2 separate regions of the Homo sapiens genome follow, and region 2 is linked to region 1. Evidence: read pairs that join two places in POLR2A ChIA-PET (ENCODE). Cell type or tissue: Panc1. All regions are shown on one strand. Links, peaks and the distances in the headings refer to the core of each region. The heading gives the core; the rest is flanking DNA. Region 1 has its middle 22 kb from the start of SNAI1. Region 2 holds the start of TRERNA1 (translation regulatory long non-coding RNA 1).

Evidence for each region. Peaks named below come from ENCODE experiments on the same cell type or tissue, not always from the same donor. Only the 100,000 strongest peaks of a DNase experiment are listed, where the experiment ranks them.
Region 2: POLR2A ChIA-PET joins it to region 1 with 11 read pairs; 8 of 35 experiments call an interaction of 5 or more read pairs at or near these places.

The regions. Positions count from the first base shown.
Region 1 is chr20:49,959,512-49,962,415 of GRCh38, reverse strand. No RefSeq gene overlaps it. Among named protein-coding and RNA genes, the nearest start is that of SNAI1, 22 kb to the left of the region's middle. In Panc1, for the core only: no CTCF peak of the experiment used is centred there; no DNase peak of the experiment used is centred there.
Region 2 is chr20:50,039,621-50,042,524 of GRCh38, reverse strand. TRERNA1 (translation regulatory long non-coding RNA 1) reads left to right here and starts at 896. Exons shown (of 2, transcript NR_051976.1): 1 at 896-1,148; 2 at 1,476-1,818. RefSeq lists an enhancer at 931-1,130. In Panc1, for the core only: no CTCF peak of the experiment used is centred there; no DNase peak of the experiment used is centred there.

The DNA of each region.
Region 1 (2,904 bases), core at 115-2,614:
GGTGGTGTGCGCCTGTAATCCCAGCTACTCAGGAGGCTGAGGCAGGAGAATGGCTTGAACCAGGGAGGCAGAGGTTGCAGTGAGCCGAGATCACGCAACTGCACTCTAGCCTGGGCGACACAGCAAGACTCTGTCTCAACAACAACAATAACAAAAATTAGGTGGGCGTGGCAGTGTGCCTGTAGTCCAAGCTACTCGGGAGGCTGAGACACGGAGAATTGCTTGAACCTGGGAGGCGGAGGTTGCAGTGAGCCGAGATCGCGACACTGCACCCCAGCCTGGGTGACAGAGCGAGACTCTGTCTCAGAGAAAAAAAAAAAAAAAAAGAAGAAGAAAACCTGGGCCAGGGGCAGGGGCTCACGCCTGTAATCCCAGCACTTTGGGAGGCCGAGGCAGGCGGATCACGAGGTCAGGAGATTGAGACCATCCTGGCTAACACAGTGAAACCCGGTCTCTACTAAAAAATAGAAAAAATTAGCCGGGCGTGGTGGTGGGCACCTGTAGTCCCAGCTACTCGGGAGGCTGAAGCAGGAGAATGGCGTGAACCTGGGAGGTGGAGCTTGCAGTGAGCTGAGATCGTGCCACTGCACTCCAGCCTGGGCGACGGAGCGAGACTCCGTCTCAAAAAAAAAAAAGAAAAGAAAAAAGAAAACCTAGTTGTTTTAACATAGGGGATATGAATTTTTTAGTTTTCTATCAGTGTATTTTTAATCTATCTTTAGAAAGACGTAGAAATAATTCCCTTCTAATTATAGCCAACTTGATGACACACAAAATGCCTTTCATAAGTTCTCCCTTCATGAACACCATCATGACTTATTCAGACCATTGATGATGTGCTTTGACTCTGTGCCCTGTCTTATACTTCCTCTTCATTAAATACCAATCATTTTACTTTAGAACATAAATTTACCAGAGACTCTTTCCCATACAAAATTATTCTTTTCAACTTTCCTTTTAAAAAATATATCTTCATAACCATAACTTCCTTCATATCTCTGTCTCTCAGTTATTGGTTTTCTTACTATCTTGTTTCTATTTCCTTCATAAGTCCATATTTTCTTTTTTTTTTCTTTTCTGTTTTTGAGACAGAGTCTCGCTCTGTCGCCCAGGCTGGAGTGCATTAGCGCAATCTCGGCTCACTGCAAGCTCCTCCTCCTAGGTTCAAGTGATTCTCCTGCCTCAGCTTTCCATGTAGCTGGGACTATAGGCACGTGCCACCACGCCCAGCTAATTTTTGTATTTTTAGTAAAGATGGGGTTTCATCATGCTGGCCAGGCTGGTCTCAAACTCCTGACCTCAGGTGATCTGCCCGCCTCAGCCTCCCAAAGTGCTGGGATTACAGGCGTGAGCCACCGCGCCCAGCCAGCCCATATTTTCAAAAAACTTACATAATCTCCAAATTAAACAAAATTATTCTTTTATTTTCAATAAAGAACACATTTTTTGGCCAGGTGTGGTGGCTCACGCCTGTAATTCCAGCACTTTGGGAGGCCGAGGTGGGCGGATCACGAGGTCAGGAGATTGAGACCATCTTGGCTAACACAGTGAAACCCCGTCTCTACTAAAAATACAAAAAAATTAGCCAGGCATGGTGGCGGGCACCTGTAGTCCCACCTACTCGGGAGGCTGAGGCAGGAGAATGGCGTGAACCCGGGAGACAGAGCTTGCAGTGAGCAGAGACTGCACCACTGCACTCCAGCCTGGGAGAAAGACTGAGATTCCGTCAAAAAAAAAAAAAAAAAAAAAAAGCGCACACTTTTGGCCAGGCATGTGGCTCACGCCTGTAATCCCAGCACTTTGGGAGCCTGAGGAGGGCGGATCACTTGAGGCCAGGAGTTCAAGACCAGCTTGGGCAACATAGCAAGTCCCTGCTTCTACAAAAAAAAAAAAAAAAAAAAAAATTAGGTGGGTGTGGTGGCACGTCTATAGTCCCAGCTACTTGGGAGGCTGAGGCAGGAGGATCACTTGAGCCCAGGAGTTCAAGGCTGCAGTGAGCTATGATTGTGCCATTATATTCCAGTCTAGGGGATAGAGTGAGACCCTGTCTCTAAAACAAAACAAAACAAAAAAGCCTCTACCAAAAAGAGGGAGGCTCAACCTGAGAGAAGACTCACCAGGGCAGAAAAGGGGAGCCATGGAAGCAGTGCGCTCAAAGGGCTCTAGTGAATACTGTACACCAGTTCCAAGAATCACCGATTTCTTCCAGTACTAATCTTTTTCAGGTCCCATTTCTGACACCATATATGTCAACCTAAATAACAGAGAGAGGCTCCCTAGAAGAAAAAGATATTTAGTCGGGAATAGAGCATTACCATGGGAATACATTTGTCATAGCAAACTACTGCATATTCAGGGAGGTAAAGGAAGACAAAAGCTTTTGTTTTGTTTTTTGAAACAAGTTCCCCCTGTCGCCCAGGCTGCAGTGCGGTGGCACAATCATAGCTCCGTGAAGCCTTGAACTCCTGGGCTCAAGTGATCTTCTCGCCTCAGCCTCCTGAGTAGCTGGGACTGCAGGCACGTGCCACCACACCTGGATAGACAAAGGTTGGTTCTTTTTGATGATCAAGTATCAACCAAGCTATGGAACAGACAAAGTTGTTTAAAGGACAAAATGAGGGTTACTTTTTAAAAATTGTTATTTTTTTTTATCTTTGAGATAGGGTCCCGTTGTGTCATCCAGGTTGGAGTGCAGTGGTACAATCTTGGCTTATTGCAGCCTTGACCTCCTGGGCTCAAGCAATCCTCCTGCCTCAGCCTCCTGAATAGCTGGGACCAGAGGCGGGTGCCACCACACCCAGCTAATTTTTTTTTTTTTTTTGAGGTTAGTCTGGCTTTGGTCCTGAACTCCTGGGCTCAAGTAATCCTTCTATCTCTGCCTCCCAAAGTGCTGGGACTATAGGC
Region 2 (2,904 bases), core at 190-2,689, 80 kb before region 1:
TGAAATGGGGACAGTAATAGTCCCCTCCACAGAGGGCCCCACTGAGGATTCCAAGAGTTATCTGCTGTAACGTACTTACAATGCACCTGGTATTTTTCTTCTTTTCCTTTTCTTCCTTGGCACAATCTTGGCTCACTGCAGCCTCTGCCTCCCAGGTTCAAGCAATTCTCCTGCCTCAGCCTCCTGAGCAGCTAGGATTACAGGCATGTGCCACCACACCAGGTTAATTTTCGTGCTGTTTTTTGTTTTATTTTGTTTTGTTTTCAGACGGAGTTTTGCTCTTGTCGCTCAGAGCGATGGCACGATCTCAGCTCACTGCAGCCTCCGCCTCCTAGGTTCAAGCGATTCTCCGGCCTCAGCCTCCCTCGTAGCTGGGATTACAGGCATGCGCCACCACACCCAGCTAATTTTGTATTTTTAGTAGAGATGGGGGTTTCTCCATGTTGGCCAGGCTGGTCTCGAACTCCCGACCTTAGGTAATCCTCCCTCCTCGGCCTCCCAAAGTGCTGGGATTACAGGTGTGAGCCATTGCGCCCAGCCTAATTTTTGTATTTTTAGTAGAGACGGGGTTTCACCATGTTGGCCAGGCTGGTCTTAAACTCCTGGGCTCAAGTGATCTGCCTGCCTCGGCTTTTCAAAATGCTGGAATTATAAGCACACACCACCTTGCCGGCCGCACCTGGTGTTTTTCTTTTGCTATTGTTCCAGCACCCAGAACGGTGCCTGGCACACAGTAGGTGCTTAATATATCTTAGCTGTTGTTATCATCATCATCATCATGATCATCAAGGCACTGACTTTCCGCTTCCCAGCTGTGTGAGGTCTTGCTCAATTTCACTTCCTCCTTCGTAAAGTGGAAATAACGATAGTACCTGCCCCTAGAGCTGGTGAGGACCCGTTCCTGCCTCCCACAGACACCTATTAAGTGCCTCCAGTTTTAGGAACTGGGTATAGATATGGCTGGGAACAAAATGGAAGAAAACAAAAACAAAAATCCCTGCCCTCATGGTGCTGACTCTCCTGTGGCAGAGACGGAGAAGATGAACAGGGATTTTATACCAGGCGTCAGAAGGGAACCAGTGCTAAAGAAAATGAAAACACCAGGCCGGGAGAGGCAGCTGGCATGCGGGCCGTGGTGGTTTTACGTGGTGAGGCGGTATCTCAGTGAGTGACAGGGAGGCGTTGGGAGGTGACAGGCCTACTCCGCCTTGGCTGGTTGGGCCTGTGGGCTGTGGGAGGGCTCAGGCTTTGTGAGTGGGGTGGGAACCCTGGAGGGCTCTGAGCAGAGGGACAGGGTCTGTCTGACTTAGCTTCTGTGGCCAAAAGGGGACCGAAGGGGACTGAATGGGAGGCAGGGAGCCCAGGAGGCCACCGCAACAGTCCGGGCGTGAGAGGGTGGGGCCAGGCTGAGTGGGTAACAGGGAGGGGAGACTTGGCCGAGTCCTGGGTCTGTTTTCATCCTCAAATCTTCTCAGGCCGATTTGAGAGAGTGAGACCCCTGGGGTCTTGGAGCCAGGCCTGGGAAAAGCTACTTCACGTCAGGCCAGGGGCTGTAGCCCTGGCAACCTCCACTCCGCCTGGAAATCCTCCACCTCGGGGCCTCTCTTTGCCCAGACCTGGCCCAGGAGGAGCACATGGGAGCCGGGACCTTCCCAACAATCCTTGCCGTTGGCTCCACAAACCTCAGCCAGTCCTGCAACCTGGGATGCCTTTTCCACCAGGATGCCTGCTACTGTCACTGTTGTCATTAGATAATTAATGAACTATAATTAGAAATCATATCAATAAAATTTCACAGTCTAAGGCTGTTGAAATAGGTACCATCATTATCCTCATTTTAGAGCTAAGGACAGTTTTGGGCGGTAGGGGAGGTGCGGGTGTCACTGCCTGAGGTCACACCGTAGCAGGACTGGGATTCAAACCCCCAGACCTCCGGTTCCAGAGGCCAAGCTTTTGTCAAAGACATGCAGTGAAACAGGCTTCTCAGAGGTTCCAGCCAGTCTTCATTGCAAAACAAGAGGGAAAACCGAAGCCAGGACAGGCTCGGGGACCTGGCCCTGCCCCTGCCCCTGCCCCCAGTGCCTAGAGACCCCAAAGCAGCCTCTGCTGAGAGGCCCTTCCCAGGATCTCCCACAGGCCAGGGCTCTGGGCCCTGCAGGAAGTGGCCAGGGCTGGGACAGGCCTGCTGCTTTGATCAGCTTTACGAGCCAGGGCTGTTTACGGAGTCTCAGGCCCCCAGCCCCCTGCCACCCGGGGCTGTGTCTTGTCACCAGCACTTGGGATATTAGCAGTCCCAGGAGAGTCTGCTGGCCAGACGGGTCTTGGCCCCATTTCCTCCAGCCTGGCCCGCACCTTGCCTCTTAGCCTCAGCCTCCGGGGACAGGGAGGGGCAGGGGTAGGCTGAGAGGGTCCCCTCGGGCCAGATACCTCCTGGGCTGGGGTGCTCCCCGCACTTCCTCTGCAAGTGCAAATGCAAGCTCAGTCCTACCACAGGCCTTTGCCTGAAGCCTGCAGCCCACCCCCAGGTCTCCCCACCTGCTCCTCTTTTCTGCTTCTCCTCCTCGGGGCTTCAGGTCCCTCCTCAGAGAGCCCTCCTTGACCACACTGTGGAGTCACCCTCCAGCACAACTTCAATTTAATTCCTGGTGCCCGCATCACTGTCTGGAATTCTCTTGCTCATTCTTTATCCTTTGGATGTTCTGTCTTCTTCCCCAGTAAGGGAAACTTGTCTGTCCCACTCACTTTTGTGTCCCCAGCACCTAGCATGGTTCTGGCACACAGTAGGAGCTCAATAAGAGTGTGTTTTTGTTTTGGTTTTGAGACAGGTGCTCACACTGTTGCCCAGGCTGGAGTGCAGTGGCGCCATCTTGGATCACTGCAACCTCTGCCTCTGGGGTTCAAGCA